Linked DNA regions of Homo sapiens: region 2 is linked to region 1. Evidence: chromatin loops called from intact Hi-C (ENCODE). Cell type or tissue: A673. All regions are shown on one strand.

Region 1 (8,000 bases):
GGCATGGGCTGGGGTCTCAGGGTCACAGAGAGGGTCTGGTGACTTGAGTCTGGGGGCTAACAAGATGTCCTGCCCACAGGTGGTACAACTGAAGGCTGTGTTCCCACACGGTGGAGGCTTTGTGCTGGCCTTTGAGTTCATGCTGTCGGATCTGGCCGAGGTGGTGCGCCATGCCCAGAGGCCACTAGCCCAGGCACAGGTCAAGAGCTACCTGCAGATGCTGCTCAAGGGTGTCGCCTTCTGCCATGCCAACAACATTGTACATCGGGTCAGTCTCAGCATAGGCCGGGCATGGGGTCTGGGGAGCTGACTTGGCTTGGGGATGGGGCTAGCCCTTGTAAAAGGTGTGATAAGAAGTTGGGACAGAGCTGGTCAAGGCCTCCAGGTAAGTGGCCAGGGCATGGCCCTGGAGGAGGTGGGGACCGGGGCTGACCTGAGTGGTTAGACTGCCAAGCCCGCTTGTCCCAAGGTCCTATGGGGGATTTGGAGGGACTGATGCTTCTTTTGGTACTCCCAGGACCTGAAACCTGCCAACCTGCTCATCAGCGCCTCAGGCCAGCTCAAGATAGCGGACTTTGGCCTGGCTCGAGTCTTTTCCCCAGACGGCAGCCGCCTCTACACACACCAGGTGGCCACCAGGTAGGGAGGGCCAGATCCCTTCCAGTCTTCTCCATGGGGAAGAGATGCTTCTGGGCCTTTTCTCCAGACATTGCTTGTGGGGCTGGGGTCACCTCCCCAGGCATCCTTTTCTCAGCCCAGTGCCTGCCAGCCCTCTTCCTCGCAGGTGGTACCGAGCCCCCGAGCTCCTGTATGGTGCCCGCCAGTATGACCAGGGCGTCGATCTGTGGTGAGACCCCTGTGGGTGGTCAAAGGGTAACATGGCTCATGGATTTCTGCTAGGCTCTGAGGTCTCTGAGCTGTTTGGTGGTCTTTTCCCTGGTGGGAGTTTAGGCTTCCTTAAGGGTGTCTTCCCTGGTTGGGGTATTCTGAGCACTTTGGGGTTGGGGTTCCTCACTATGATGTTTTCGAGCTGGGTAGGGGCCAGGTGGGATGAGAATGGTGGTCCCAGGTGGGAAGCTTTCTGGGCTAGATGGGGAGGTGGTCTGAGCCGATATGTGCTGGAGTTAGATCCTAGGATATGGCATCTCTGAGCTGGTCAGAGGCCTGTGTCCTTGGACATGAAAGCTCTGAGCTTGTTTTGCAGCAAGAAGATAGTTGGCAGTGCCCATGGGTCTGAGATTTGGGGCAGGTTTGCAGGTCTGCCCCAGAAGTGTCCTAGAGCAGGAGTCTCCGAGAAGTCTTGGAACAGCTGGGGCTTTGCTCTGGGTTCTAGGGTTGAGGGCTTTGAGGGTTCAGGGACTGGGCCTCTGGACGTGAGGCTCCAGGGCTGGCTTGTGGGGCCTTGCCCTGGAGTGCAGTGTTAGAGCTGCTCTGTGGGTGGGTCTGTGGTCCATGGTGGGAGATCTCTGACCTGCTTGGGGCTCTGTGTCCACAGGTCTGTGGGCTGCATCATGGGGGAGCTGTTGAATGGGTCCCCCCTTTTCCCGGGCAAGAACGATATTGAACAGCTTTGCTATGTGCTTCGCATCTTGGGCACCCCAAACCCTCAAGTCTGGCCGGTTTGTAGGGGCCCTTGGTGAGGTGGGTGTGGGGCAGGTTTACTCCACTCCCAACAGCAAGTAACCACTCCCTCCCCTGAACCTTCTCTCTCCTGGCCCCAACCCCCCTTGATGGACAGGGACCACTGTCCTGGCCCAACTCAGGGCTTCCTCCTTCCTGCTGTCATTTGGGTTGGGGTAGATCCTGTCCTTTGTCCCTTTTCACCCCAGTACACACATGTGCAGTGTCTCAGCAAGCTGTGCACAGAGTCGTCATCTGAGAGGGCAAGGGGATGGATGAAGGAATACAGGGGTGGGTGAGTGAATGAATGATGGGTCAGGGAGACACATGGATGGGAGAGCACCCCCCATGTGAGTGTGTGTTAGGGGCTGAGAGTTGACAGCAGAGAGCATGGCAAGGGTCGGGAACTACTCTCATTGTACCCTGTTCCTTCTCCCTGGCCCAGGAGCTCACTGAGCTGCCGGACTACAACAAGATCTCCTTTAAGGAGCAGGTGCCCATGCCCCTGGAGGAGGTGCTGCCTGACGTCTCTCCCCAGGCATTGGATCTGCTGGGTCAATTCCTTCTCTACCCTCCTCACCAGCGCATCGCAGCTTCCAAGGTAGGGGGAGAGGCTGTAGTCTCTGCTCCTTCAGCTCCCCTCCCCATCACCCTGGTACTCTGTACTTGGTAGCCATGTGACCCCATCACATCAGCGACCCTCAGAACCTGTGATTGGCATGGACCAGCACCAGACATCTGGAACCCAGGGGACAGGGGCCTTGGAGCAGGTGTGCCTCTCATGAGTAGACCCCACTGGACATCCCCAGACTTCCCCTGAGGGTGGCCCATACGAGGGGCATGCCCAACTCTCAGGAGAGCGCGTGTCCGGGAGTGCAGGTTTCTGGGCTGCCCCTGACCCTGTGGCAGATACAGTAAGAGAGTCACTGGGGACTCATTCCTTTATTCCATTAGCAAGTATTTTCTGCACATCTGGCACATGCAGGGATTGTCCTGGGCCCTGCACAGATGGTAAACAATCAGTCCTACCTCCGCGGGGCACTCCTGGTGGTGAGGTAGCTCCAGGTCCAAAAGGTCACAAGAGGTCATGTTCTCCAGCTGTGGGAGCCCCAGGAGAGAGGCAAGGCCGACTTTGGGGTCAAGCAAAGCTTCCTGGTGGAGGGCAGGTTTAAGCATGAGATGTTTGAGGAGGTGTTCGCTGAAGAGAGAAATGGTGGGCAGAGGCCTGGAAGAGAGGACCCAGGAAGGCTGGTTATGGCTGGTAGGCCTGGGAGGACGATGACCACAGGAGCATGGGCTGACAGGTGTCAGGGTGTCTCTCAGGGGTCCCTGTCCCCTCCCTGCACTCAGCACCAGCCGCGTGTGTTTACATACGCCCTCTTGGTCTCCACTGTCAGCAGCTCCTGTGGGCTCTGTGTCCACAGTGTACCCAAGCCGTGTGACCCTTATCTCTTGGGTTGCCTCCCAGAATCTGGGTCTCCCCTCATCCCATTTAATCTCTTCTCCACCTGGCAGACAGAGTAACTTTATCCAAGTAGAACAGGACACATTCCTTCTCTGCCAGGGCCCTCCTGTGGCTCCATCTCAGAGGAAAAGCCAGGGTCCTTTTTGTGACCCACAGATGTCGTATGCTTGGGTGCCATCACCTCATGACGCTGCCTGCTGTTGTGCCCTGTGCTCACTCCTCTCCAGCCCCAGGGGTCAGTACACTTTTGTCCCTGGCCTGGAGCCTCATGTCCCACTTGCTTATGTCTCAAGTCTTGGCTTAAATGTCACTTCTCAGATGGCCTTCCCTCATGACTCTTCAGATCTGCAACCTCTCTCCAGGATTCCTCATTCCTCTGTCTTGCTTTCTCTCTTCCACTGCACTAATCATTATCTGACATACTGTGTATTTTACTTCATCTTGTTTATTACCCCCCACCCTCACTTATGTCAGAAAAACAGAGCTTTTGTCTGTTTTATTAACGGCTATGTTCCCAGCTTCTGGAATAGTGCTTCAGACATAGTAGACACTCAGAAAACACCCAGACACACTGAGTCAGCTGAATGCATAGATGAAGGAACATCTGCTTGAGGCTGGGGACAGGGAGGTGACTAGTTTCCTTCTGCTGTTCCTTACTTGCCACCCTCAGGCTCTCCTCCATCAGTACTTCTTCACAGCTCCCCTGCCTGCCCATCCATCTGAGCTGCCGATTCCTCAGCGTCTAGGGGGACCTGCCCCCAAGGCCCATCCAGGGCCCCCCCACATCCATGACTTCCACGTGGACCGGCCTCTTGAGGAGTCGCTGTTGAACCCAGAGCTGATTCGGCCCTTCATCCTGGAGGGGTGAGAAGTTGGCCCTGGTCCCGTCTGCCTGCTCCTCAGGACCACTCAGTCCACCTGTTCCTCTGCCACCTGCCTGGCTTCACCCTCCAAGGCCTCCCCATGGCCACAGTGGGCCCACACCACACCCTGCCCCTTAGCCCTTGCGAGGGTTGGTCTCGAGGCAGAGGTCATGTTCCCAGCCAAGAGTATGAGAACATCCAGTCGAGCAGAGGAGATTCATGGCCTGTGCTCGGTGAGCCTTACCTTCTGTGTGCTACTGACGTACCCATCAGGACAGTGAGCTCTGCTGCCAGTCAAGGCCTGCATATGCAGAATGACGATGCCTGCCTTGGTGCTGCTTCCCCGAGTGCTGCCTCCTGGTCAAGGAGAAGTGCAGAGAGTAAGGTGTCCTTATGTTGGAAACTCAAGTGGAAGGAAGATTTGGTTTGGTTTTATTCTCAGAGCCATTAAACACTAGTTCAGTATGTGAGATATAGATTCTAAAAACCTCAGGTGGCTCTGCCTTATGTCTGTTCCTCCTTCATTTCTCTCAAGGGAAATGGCTAAGGTGGCATTGTCTCATGGCTCTCGTTTTTGGGGTCATGGGGAGGGTAGCACCAGGCATAGCCACTTTTGCCCTGAGGGACTCCTGTGTACTTCACATCACTGAGCACTCATTTAGAAGTGAGGGAGACAGAAGTCTAGGCCCAGGGATGGCTCCAGTTGGGGATCCAGCAGGAGACCCTCTGCACATGAGGCTGGTTTACCAACATCTACTCCCTCAGGATGAGCGTGAGCCAGAAGCAGCTGTGTATTTAAGGAAACAAGCGTTCCTGGAATTAATTTATAAATTTAATAAATCCCAATATAATCCCAGCTAGTGCTTTTTCCTTATTATAATTTGATAAGGTGATTATAAAAGATACATGGAAGGAAGTGGAACCAGATGCAGAAGAGGAAATGATGGAAGGACTTACGGTATCAGATACCAATATTTAAAAGTTTGTATAATAATAAAGAGTATGATTGTGGTTCAAGGATAAAAACAGACTAGAGAAACTTATTCTTAGCCATCCTTTATTTTTATTTTATTTATTTTTTGATGGAGTCTTGCTCTGTTGCCCAGGCTGGAGTGCAGTGGCACAATCTCGGCTTACTGCAACCTCCGCCTCCTGGGTTCAAGTGATTCTCCTGCCTCAGCTTCCCGAGTAGCTGGGACTACAGGCGCGTGCCACCACACCTGGCTAATTTTTGTATTTTTACTCAAGACAGGGTTTCACCATGTTAGCCAGGATGGTCTTGATCTCCTGACCTCGTGATCTGCCTGCCCGGGCCTCTCAAAGTGCTGGGATTGTAGGCGTGAGCCACCATGCCCAGCCCCAGGCTCCCTTTATTTTTAAAATGTTTATTTTATGCTTCATGTGGATAAACTCTTCTGTGAGCACTCAGGGTGACTAACACTGCTACAGATGCTGGCCTTCAAGCACTTAGTGGAGAGAGAAAACATACTCAACCCTCGTTCTTGGCTTTCAGGAAAGTCTGATGTTTTCATGATATGGCCTCTGTTTATTTCTCCAGCCACATCTTCTGCAGACTGTAAGCTTCTAAGAGAACTTCAAAGAGAACTCTAAAATGTATATAACATTTGCAAGTAAAAGGAGAAAAAATGATTTATCGTGCATACACAAACCAAAAATCTGGTGTAGTTATTTGATATCAAATAACAGAGGCCGGGTGCAGTGGCTCATGCCTGTAATCCCAACACTTTGGGAGGCCAAAGTGGGCAGATCACCCGAGGTTGGGAGTTCGAGACCACCCTGGCCACCATGGTGAAATCCCATCTCTAATAAAAATACAAAAATTAGCCGGGTGTGATGGTGCATGCCTGTAATCCCAGCTACTTGGGAGACTGAGGCAGGAGAATCGCTTAAACCTGGGAGACAGAGGTTGCAGTGAGCCGAGATCGTGCCACTGCACTCCAGCCTTGGTGACAGACTTGTCTCAAAAAAAAAAAAAAAAAAAGAAAATAGATTTTAAGGCAAAGAGCTGTTATTTAATATAAGATACAATTTCAAGGCAAAAATCATTACTAGTGATAAACACATTCAGTTCTAATTATATTCAGTTCATTGGTAAAATTTTTCAAATTTGTACGTACCTAATCTCAAATATTATCAATATTAGAAATGAATAGGATTCAAAAGACTAAGGATATTAGAAGTAACTTTATACATGCGAAATTTTGGTAAAATTGACAAATCCATAGAAAAATTCGACTTGCAATAATAAAAAACAAACCCCTGAAGTGTCTTAAAACTGTTAAAAAGGAATTGAACCTCCAAATTAAAATATTTTCATTATGTAATCTCCAGGCCCAGATAGCTTCACTACTAAATTCTACCAGTCAATCACTTAATAAATGGACAGTGTCACGATTCCAGAGAATACAGGAGAAAGCTTACTCAGCTTATTTTGTGACACCAGCAGTAGTCTTGATACTAAAATTCAACAAGGACATTAGAAAAATGAAAATTATATAATGATTCTTGTGTTACCTTTCAAAAATAAAGGAAAAATCAGCCGGGTGTGATGGCTCATGCCTGTAATCTCAACACTTTGGGAGGCCGAGGTGGGAGGACTGCTTAAGTCCAGGAGTTTGAGACCAGCTTCGGCAATACGGCAAGACCCCATCTCTACAAAAAAAATTAGCCAGGTGTGGTGGCATGCGCCTGTAGTGCCAGCTACATGAGAGGCTGAGGTAGGAGGATCGCTTAAGACAGCAGTGAGCTGTGATCACACCACTGCACTCAGCTTGGGTGACGAAGAGTGAGACCATGCCTCCCCATAAGGGGTAGCCCCCACAAAACAGGAGTGTGGTCCTCCCTGACCCTTGCCTGGCCAGGCTCTTCCCAAGGCTGAGGCCCCTAGTGGCATGAGGGTCTCCAAAGAGCCTGGGGCCACAGGCCTTGCTCTGGGAGCCCCAGGAGCTCAGGGTCTGGCCAGCCTGTCCCCAGCCCAGGACAGACCACCAGTTGTTTGGTGGTTACTGCAATGGAATTCAGTCCCAAACCTCCCCATAGACCCTGACGTCAGGGCCCCTGGTTCCCACAGTACTGCTTCGGGCAGGAATGCTGGGCCCCCATCCCTTCAGCATCTGCCCTGGCTACCTCCCGGACCATGGACAGACTGGCCCTGCAACCCCACTGGGGCCCATCATCAACCCCTGCCTAGCTTTCTGAAGATCCACAGGAAGAGCCGAAGACACCTCCCCTTCACAGTGGCCCATGTCCTATCCCTGTCAGTTTCACTGACCTGCATGTTCTGGAAGGAGCCAGGACAGCAGCCTACCCCGCAAGCTGCCCAGAAGCCCCGGATGGCCCCTCAGCCAGCTGAAACCACCGTCCACTGGGAAGATGGCTACTTGGAGGCCTCTGGAGGGGAGGGGGTGTGGCATCCTCATAGCTCTGGCCAGCCAGCAGGATGTCTTGTGTCCTCATGCTGACCTCCTGTGGGACAGAACTCCCTAACACGGCACAAGGTCCAGATCCAGAGGGGTTTGATCTGGCCTCAACCCGAGCCTGGGGCCCCCAGCAGCCAAGGTGATCACCAAAGGGACTGAGCCACCTGTAGCTCTGACCAGTACTAGAATCTAGCCCAAGGTAGGGCGAGCCCTCTCAGAGCAGTGCATGGCTACTTGGGACCTGTGCAAACCCCAAAAGGCCAAGTCAGTGACCTTAGGGGGCCTGAATAGCAACCAGTCACCTTGGCGATGAGGCTGCAGGAGTAGGCAGGCCAGCCACCACCCTCATTCATACAAGGAGGCAGGGATGGCCAGGCTCCAGGACCTGAGTGGTCACCTGGTCACCCATGAGAAAGAGCCCTGAGGCCAAGCGTGGTGCTGGGCCCTCCTGCTCCAGGTGGTAGGACTGGAGGAAACTGGGCAGGCCTGGGCCCAGGAGACTGCGTCCCTCTATCTGCCATCCTTGGCAGGTCACGGTCCCCAAAACTCATGAAATGTGGCCTTACTCAAAGCAAGGAGGCTTCAAGGTGGGGACCAGAGTCCCCAGTCTTG
Region 2 (8,000 bases), 1.0 Mb before region 1:
ATCTAATGCTAAAATGGGTATTTGTAGAAGGGTGGTCGGGGCAAATTCCTGGTTTGTGTCTCCCTCTAGTCAGCGGTTGACTACAGGCTGCTTATGGTAATTGCTAGTAAAGTCCCCCGCCCGCCTTATACAATAGGGGAGAAGCCTGTGTGACAGCAAGAGCAGGCACCCATCCCAGAGCTCAGTCCCGAAGACTCAGGTATTGAGGCTTCTGGGGCTGCATGTGCCAGAAACCCAGGAGTCACTGGAATCCATTTGAGGTACTGCCTCTGGCATGAGGGATGGGGGAAAGGCCTGCTGTCCCAACAACAAGGTTTCTCCGTTGCTGCAGGGAAGAGCATGTGCCTGCCCCCACTCTTTGTCTTGACTCCCTTTCTTCCAGGTAAAATACTGTCATTTCCTGAGGAGTCATTTGGTGTTAGAAAGCTGGCAATGTTTATACCTTTCAAATACTATCTGGGCTGAGATTGCCCTGTGATTTTCACAGATGCCCTTTAAAGAATAGATGGATCCATTTGCTTGCTGGCAGCGTGGCTCTTGTTCTGGTGAGACCCCACAGGGTACAGCACCCTGTAGGGTATGGGTCAGCAGAACAGAAAGACACACTAAACACGCTTAGAGTTGGATAGTGATAAATCTGATCCTGTAAGGAGAGTTATGAGGAGACTGAAAAATCTGGCAGATAATAATACTGCTAAGTTCTAATGCCAATGGTATGAGCCCCATTTCTGCCTTGGGGTGTGCGTGTGGCCAGATGGAAGGACAGGTTAGAGCTAACCAGTGAGGATGAGTCAGGGCAGGCCCCAGCCTTCATACATGGCCTTCTAGGGAGTCTTTGCCTTTGAGGGTCCAGTGAATTTGAGATGACAGTGAAGTCAGTGTTCTAGAATGTTCTGCAGTGGATTGAAACTCTGGAGAGTCTGACACTACTGTAGACTGCACTGCTGTTTTCTGAAATGGTTTTGGCTTCAGGCATCATGTGGATACTCTGCTTAGTGATCCAGAAGCAGACGGCTCCACGGGGTTGCTGGCAGCAGCTGCATCAGGCTCCTGCCCCAAGACAGCATAGACTTGGGTGCTCTGAGAGCTGCCCTGCACATCTGTCCTCTGGGAGGCTGGGAGCCCTGGAGAGACACACACAGCTCTGACCCACCTGTGCATGAATGTGCACCACATAGAAAAATGTGCGAAATGACCTTCTTTCTACATTCATGCATTCCCCACTTGTGAAAGGTCAAAATGCTATTATAACATTCAGGGACAATAGCAAAGTAGGAAATGCAAGTTAGGAGCTGTGAATGCTGTAACATTTGATTTACTTTATTTTTCTCTTGGGGGGACTTGAATGGTAACCTGCAGCTTTAGTAGCTCTTGCTGTGAAGTCAGTGTCTAGTTCGATGGTGATAGAAAATATATATATTTTTTGCATGAGAATCAATTTAGAAAATTTAAAGTATTGGAGTCGAATTTTTTCTTTTTAATATTAATTCAAAATATACATTTTTAAGCTCAGATTATATATTGGTTACACTAGAATAGTGCCAGTGAAGTGAGCAGGCTTCAGACATAGCAGATGGCAGCGATTTTCTAATCTTTGTTCCCTCCCATTTGTAAAGTGGGTTAGAGCACACATTAGTTATCCCAACTCTTCCCTCCAGCACTGTGTGGTGGGCCATTCCTGTGAGCCTCACAGACACATGGGGAAAGTGAGGCTGGGGCTGGTGCCACACCTTCCTGGAGGCCATGTTGTCATCTGGCTGCAGAGCTCTTCTGCTCACTCAGCATTTCGTGAGCCCTGCTGTGTGCCAGCCTGTGCTTTGAGCTCAGGATTCCAAGGCAAAAGCAATGGAGGCTCCTCCCTGTCTAGCCTGGGCCCCTCTTCCCCACACTTTCTCAGGCCACATCTCTGCCTGGGCAGGGCAGGGAAGCTGAACAATGAACGCAGCGGGAATGGCATTAGGCCTTGCGTTCCAGGGCCTCAGGCTTCCAGGGCACAGTCGCTGCTGCTGTGCTGGGCCACCCTGGTCCTGCAGAGTGCACCTGGGCCCTGCTGTCCCTCCAATGGGCACCCCCAACACTTAACCCCAAACTCTATGTCTTCTGGGAGTACAAGGTGGGGGCCAGCAGTCCTAAAACGGCCCCTCTGCCCTTACCGAGTGGCCCTAGAGACCCCCACCCACCTCCCCTAACCCCACGAATGAATCAGCTGTGCTTCAAATGACATCTCTGTCCCACGGAGGCCGGCTGGGCCTCTCATGGGGGTGCTCATTGTGGTTTAAGTCAGCTTTGATTCTTGACCTCCAAGGCTGCCTCTGAGTAGCTAACCGGAGAATCGGGTGGGGAGGTGAAAAACACCGCAGTCAAATGACTCAATCTTTAATCCTGTGCTTAAGACACCACTGTTGCTGTTTTTTATATTTGAAGCACCCAAAGACTGGGCGTCCGCTCAGCCTTGATGAGCGAGCAGCTATTTTGTCAGGCCATCTATGATGTTGGGATAATGGACAAAGGCCTGATTGGGCCATATATGGCCTTCTTTAGGGCCTCCTGGAGGTGGAGGAAGTTGTGGGTAATTTCTAATAAAGACGGGAAATGACAAGCCGTGTGTGTAGGTAAAGTCCTAACTTAAAAGGAAGGACAGGCCTAGGGAAGGGTGGACCCTAAAGGGCCCATGTGCCAGGGGAACAGTGGACATGTGTGTCCAGCCCAACCTCCATGTCTGGTGCTGGGATTCTGAAGGTGGCCCCCAGCTCCCAAAATAAAGCTTTCCTTTTCAGTAGCGTCCGACACTTGGGTAGCTTCTTTCTATAAGCAATGCTTGAAGATGGACGTCTGGGTCCTCATTTCCTCCAAACTGGCTGCTACCTGAAGGCAGTCACACATTTCTTTTCTGTTGGGCTGAGCTGGGCAGAAGCCTCGGACTATAGGCCTTTCCAGGGCAGAGGCAATGCGGGCCACGAGTAGATACCTCCATCCAGCCTCCACCCTGGCACACCCAGAACGGCGTGGACTCAGGCGGGTTGCTGGATTTCTCTGAGCCTTGGCGTGCTCTACACTGCAGGGCTATACATGTTCCCAGCTTGAGGGCGTGCTGGGGATTGACAAATATATGAAACATATAAGCGCAATGATTTTCTAAAATTGTGCATTCCCAGCGTGCCCATTGGTTCTCTCTCGCTGGCCCAACTTTGTGTGCTGTCCATAAATCCCTTTCTGTGGACGGTGACAGTAGGATTGGGAGTGAGTGGGAAGATTGTGGAAAGATTGCAAAGAGGTCATTGCAGGACTCAGACAGACCTTGCAGTGGGTTTCAGAGTAATACTCAGGTTCTCCCATGGAACTTTCAAAGCTGGCTCTAAGAAAGATGAAGAGGACAAACCCACTCCTGGACATAGTGCCAACCTAGAACTGTCAGCTCCACACAGGATCACAGGGAAGGGAGCTTGGTAAGACAGCCCAGTAGGGGGCCCTGCTTTTCAGAAGAGGAAACTGGAGCCATGCAAGGGCCTGGGGATCAACTTAGAAAAGAGCACAGGACTCACAGTCCTGGGCCTGCACGTAAAGCTAGCCCCCTGCCCCACGGAAATGGCAAGCAGTGCTTCCCTCCAGGGGTTCTACATCTGTGCTCCATCTCAAAATGCATAAAAGCCTGAGTCATTCAGATGGGAGAGACAGTGTTTCTACTTCCTCTTAGTTGGGGTTCCTCCAGAAGGAGACCCTGAGAGAGGACTTGAGGTTATGTAGTTTATTTGAGTGAAGATCCCGGAAGTAGGGAGAGAAGGAAGCTGACGGGGAAGGCGTGCATTATCAAGTAAGTTACCGTCATGTGCACAACTGGAGCTGAATCCCACCGGGGAACCCCGAGAGACAGAGCTGACACCCCAGAGTTCACCCAGCAAGGCGGGGAGACAGCTGGGGTATTTATTCACCAAGTCTATCACTTATGAAAGGCTGTTTCTGGAAACAATTTCTGACTGGCCCTGCACACACCTGAGCATACTTCCTAAGCCGGGGATGTCCCTGAGCTGAGACAGGCGTTCGTGACAAGCAGACTTCGAGTGGAAGGCAGGCATCAGAACCACCCTGTGAGCTGGTTCAGACAAAGATTGCAGGCCCTTCCACCCCCCTGGCCCCGCCAAGTTCCTGACTCCCTAGGTCTGGAGTGGGGCCCGGGAATTTGCATTTCAAAAAATCTCGAGGTGATGCTGGTGCAGCTGCTCTGAAGTCTTGACTTTGAGAACCACTCACTAGTGAGAGTTTCCAGCCCTTACCTGTCTCTTATTGATGGCTTTCCCCCCTCTAATTTATAATTATGCTTTCACACCACTTCATGTCACAGATCCCAGGGTCCGTGCTGTGAATTTAAAAGTGGAGAATTAATAAGCATTTATAACTCCATGCAACCATTGCTGGCAGCTTAAATGCCATCTGCCAGCCATAATTTATTTATAATGGGGTTTATACATATTTATAAGTTTGCAAGCAACAAATGCACAGTTTTAAAACTGGCACATTTTATAGCAGCCAGAAAAATTGCAACTTTATACCAGGACTTGTGAATGTGAATTGCATATGTATATACATATACGCATATACTTACATTGATTAAAAACGGATCTGCATCTCTGTACACACGCAGATTGGCTCTGTGTTGTGCACCTTGGGACTCCTCCCTGGGCTTTGGTTTTACAGCTAAGTAGGAAGTCAAACAAACGTGAAGAATTTGGGAATTGGCAGGCTGTGGCATCAGCCATGGAGGATGGTCCTGGATGCTGTAGGATGTGAGATCCAGCACAAAGAGAACAAGAACAGGACATGAGGACCACAGGGATTGGGGGAACCCACTGTGGGAAATGACAGAGAAGCCAGTGGGGGAAGACAAAGAAAGAAGAAGGTGGAGGCAGAATAAAGGTGAGAAGAAGGGAAGGGGAGGATAAAACAAGTCCAGATTTAGATCTTCCTTCATGCAGCCATGCATAGCTGTCTGAGGCCAGCAGGGAAGGAGGAGAAAGGGAAGGTGTGGTGGAGGAGGCTGTGCTCGTGATGTCATGCTTTCGTGTATTCCCAGGTGCAGCTGCATATACTTGGCACAGTTTCTTGGGATTTCTAGCCAGTTTCTTGGCCTCATTTGTGCATTAGTTAATATGTGGCTGGCCCTGTACTGGGATGGTGGGATAGAGAAGTGAATGTATGAGGCCTCTGCCTGAGTTTATAACCTAGAAAGAAATAAAGACACACACACACAAAGGTGTTGGAGTGTGACAAGCCTTAAGGTACCCGTGTGTCCAAGTAAAGTAGAACCAGCAAGGGTGGAGTGCCCAGGTCAGTCTGGGGACTCTGGAGGCTTCGCACTGCAGGCGTCAGATACTGAGTGTTAGTGGCACGGAGAAGAGTGTGGAAGGCTCAGGATGGGGGTGGACAGCCTGGAGTTGTCACTCTCAGTAGAGATGCTAGAAGGGGCGGGAGGTGATCCCAGCCTCCCTTCTTTCCTCCTCCTGGCTGTCACAGATGCTCTGAATTGATGAATCCTTCAGGCCAAAAACACACAGGCTCCTTCCCTAGGTCTGGAAAAATGGTTCTCGCTGAAAAAGCACCAGGAATAAAATCTCATACAATTTTAGGTGTCTATTTTGTTGTCTCACCTTGAAATACTGCAGACAGAAAAACATGCACATGGGGAGCTGTGGTCCTGAGCTTTGAGGTAATGAATTCCCACTCATGTGATCATTTTTACCATAACCAAAGTTTCTAACCATCAAAATCAAGTGACAATTAAAACAGGCATTAATGGATAAATCCGTCTTTAAATATTAATGGGGTTAATTTTGTTAACAGCTATGTGTTGGTTGCAAGTGGAATGTTCTCTGTTCATTTGACTTTTGAATATAACTTGTTCCAGAATATTGTAAAATTAAGTATGTGAATGTTTCTTTGTATTCAGAATTAAACATTTGGTGTTAAAATCCCAGGATTAGGAGACAACTCCATGTAAATTTAATGTGTAATAATAAGATAATAACTTTTTAAAAAGCATTTGGATGGCAAATTATACATACTGACAAATGAATATTATCTGAAAGTTGTTTTGTTTCCATTAACTTTTGTGAAACAAAAAGAATTACTGTAACAGTCTATGTCTTGGCGTATTGCCAATTCACCACTTTCTACTTTGTGCTGGAACAGAACTGGCTTTTTTGACATCCCTGAGGAGTGGAAATGCAAAACGAATTTCAAGTTCTCTAATCTTTGTTCTATGACAAATGAAAAAACCTAAGTTATCTGGTGTTTTGGAGATTTGAGAATACAGCAGGTGAAGAGAATTAGCTTAAATTCCCTCCTCCCTTTTGATAAATCCACAGGGATTCCTTCACTCTGTCAGGAAATGGTGTGGTTTCCAAGCATTAGCCCTTCATGATCTGTCTGGTGCATTTCTGTGCTCCTGGGATCGCCAAGTGCAGGCACGGCATCGCATCCCCAGGTGTCATCCTGTGACCCAGGAGGGGAAGATGACACACCCAATTTAGGTAATGCTGCACTTCTTGTTATAATTGGTTATTGGAAAATGTGCCTTTATTATCAGAACAGTGGTGTGCGCATTTCTGATTATGGAGCTAACTTTTGGATATCTGACTTAGATACTAAAAACATTTGGGTGTTGCAGTTTTGCACTTGTAGATACAACTTAAAAGCATGAAACTGGTGATTTAATTAGATGTTTTCTATAAAATGCACCTTGTTACATTTCTGTGAAAGGGTCTTACCAGCGTGGAATAACTGGCTCAAGGGTTGAGAGAAACAACCATTTTCTAAACAGTTAATTGTTTAAAGGACTATACATGTAAGTCTGCAGGCAATAAAGGCTGTTGTGAAAAGTATCTTTCATTTGGATGATGGATTTTGTATTGCCTCACAAAAGAGAGGAGGGGAGCTTGAAACTTTTCTCTAAGAAGTAGGTATTTTCAGTGATTCCCTGGGGGACTGCTTAAAAAACAGTCACAACAAAGCCTCGTCCCATTCATCAAGGCTGCGGAATGAAAATGCATCCGGGCAGATGTACTCCTAGAGAACTCACCTTACCTTCTAGCTCTGGGGCGGGCAGCTGCGTCCTCACTTGCGTTGGGACATTTCATCATGAGTTGTAACAAGCATCGCTACCAGAACAGTTATGCCGAGCACTGGCCTCCTCTTTACATAGCAAGTGGGACAGAGAGGCTAAAATGGACCGTTTGTGTGGGAGAAAGCTAGTGTGCAAAGGTTGGTTCTGACCTATTCTCTCCTGCTGCATAAACAACAGCAAATGGGGCAGGACAAGAGGTCCCATGTCTTTGAGCTGCACTTTTATTACCATGGGTCTTAGAAATTTCTCCCTATCAAAAGACCATTCTCAAAATAGTATGACCTACCAAAATTGGTGTAAATAGCACCCAAGGCACAGACGCTTCATTAAAATACCACCTATGATAGTGGGTAAGAAGAAAGGGGAAAGGTTATTTGGGGTTCTGAATGTGGTTTAATTCCTGAAATGCTAAGAAACACAGGTGGGTAGCAAGCCTGCAACAACAGTGCGCACCCCTGCAGTGGGGAGGGCACCCGGTGAAAACGATAAAACAATCCCATCACATGGACTACGAAGAGTGGGTTTCCACAAAGGCTTTTGGTTTTATTATTATTATTTTTAACAAACATACATTGGAAATAGTAAAGGTTTCTAATTGAAAAGAGACCTAATGCATAGTTTCTCTGCAGCATAGAAGACCACCTGTTTCCAAACTTCAAGGTTAGGGCTTTGAAACATTCCCTGGTAAATTATCTCCAGCTGGCTAGCTAGTTAGGCATATTGGTGCACATTGGTATCAAAGGTGATTATTTTTTGCATTTAGCAAATGAGCGCTATTACTTTTTTGATGTATTTTTAATTCAGATTGCTCAAAAGTCTTGTTATTTCAAGGGAGCCTTATGTCATACCACAAATATTGATACCTCCTAGTGGAAATGGTGGC

What was found. Hi-C counts contacts between places; a loop is a spot of excess contacts. Peaks named below come from ENCODE experiments on the same cell type or tissue, not always from the same donor. Only the 100,000 strongest peaks of a DNase experiment are listed, where the experiment ranks them.
Region 2: a loop joins it to region 1, with 7 times the contacts of the local background. A loop is called at or near these places in 8 of 110 quality-filtered maps.

The regions. Positions count from the first base shown.
Region 1 is chr9:87,963,415-87,971,414 of GRCh38, reverse strand. CDK20 (cyclin dependent kinase 20) reads left to right here. Exons shown (of 8, transcript NM_001039803.3): 3 at 80-268; 4 at 518-639; 5 at 785-847; 6 at 1,496-1,619; 7 at 2,066-2,221; 8 at 3,756-4,974. The coding sequence ends at 3,953. LOC124902200 (a long non-coding RNA gene) reads right to left here and starts at 4,283. Exons shown (of 3, transcript XR_007061646.1): 1 at 4,193-4,283; 2 at 3,743-3,941; 3 at 2,548-2,845. In A673, no CTCF peak of the experiment used is centred here; no DNase peak of the experiment used is centred here.
Region 2 is chr9:89,004,646-89,012,645 of GRCh38, reverse strand. S1PR3 (sphingosine-1-phosphate receptor 3) reads right to left here. Exons shown (of 2, transcript NM_005226.4): 2 at 7,491-8,000. It overlaps SHC3 (SHC adaptor protein 3), which reads left to right. Exons shown (of 12, transcript NM_016848.6): 12 at 1-6,875. It overlaps LOC124902206, which reads right to left and starts at 5,128. Exons shown (of 1, transcript XM_047424308.1): 1 at 4,469-5,128. The coding sequence starts at 5,128. The coding sequence ends at 4,469. In A673, a CTCF peak has its summit at 3,462 (motif pointing right); a DNase peak (open chromatin) is centred at 3,555; H3K27ac peaks cover 965 bases.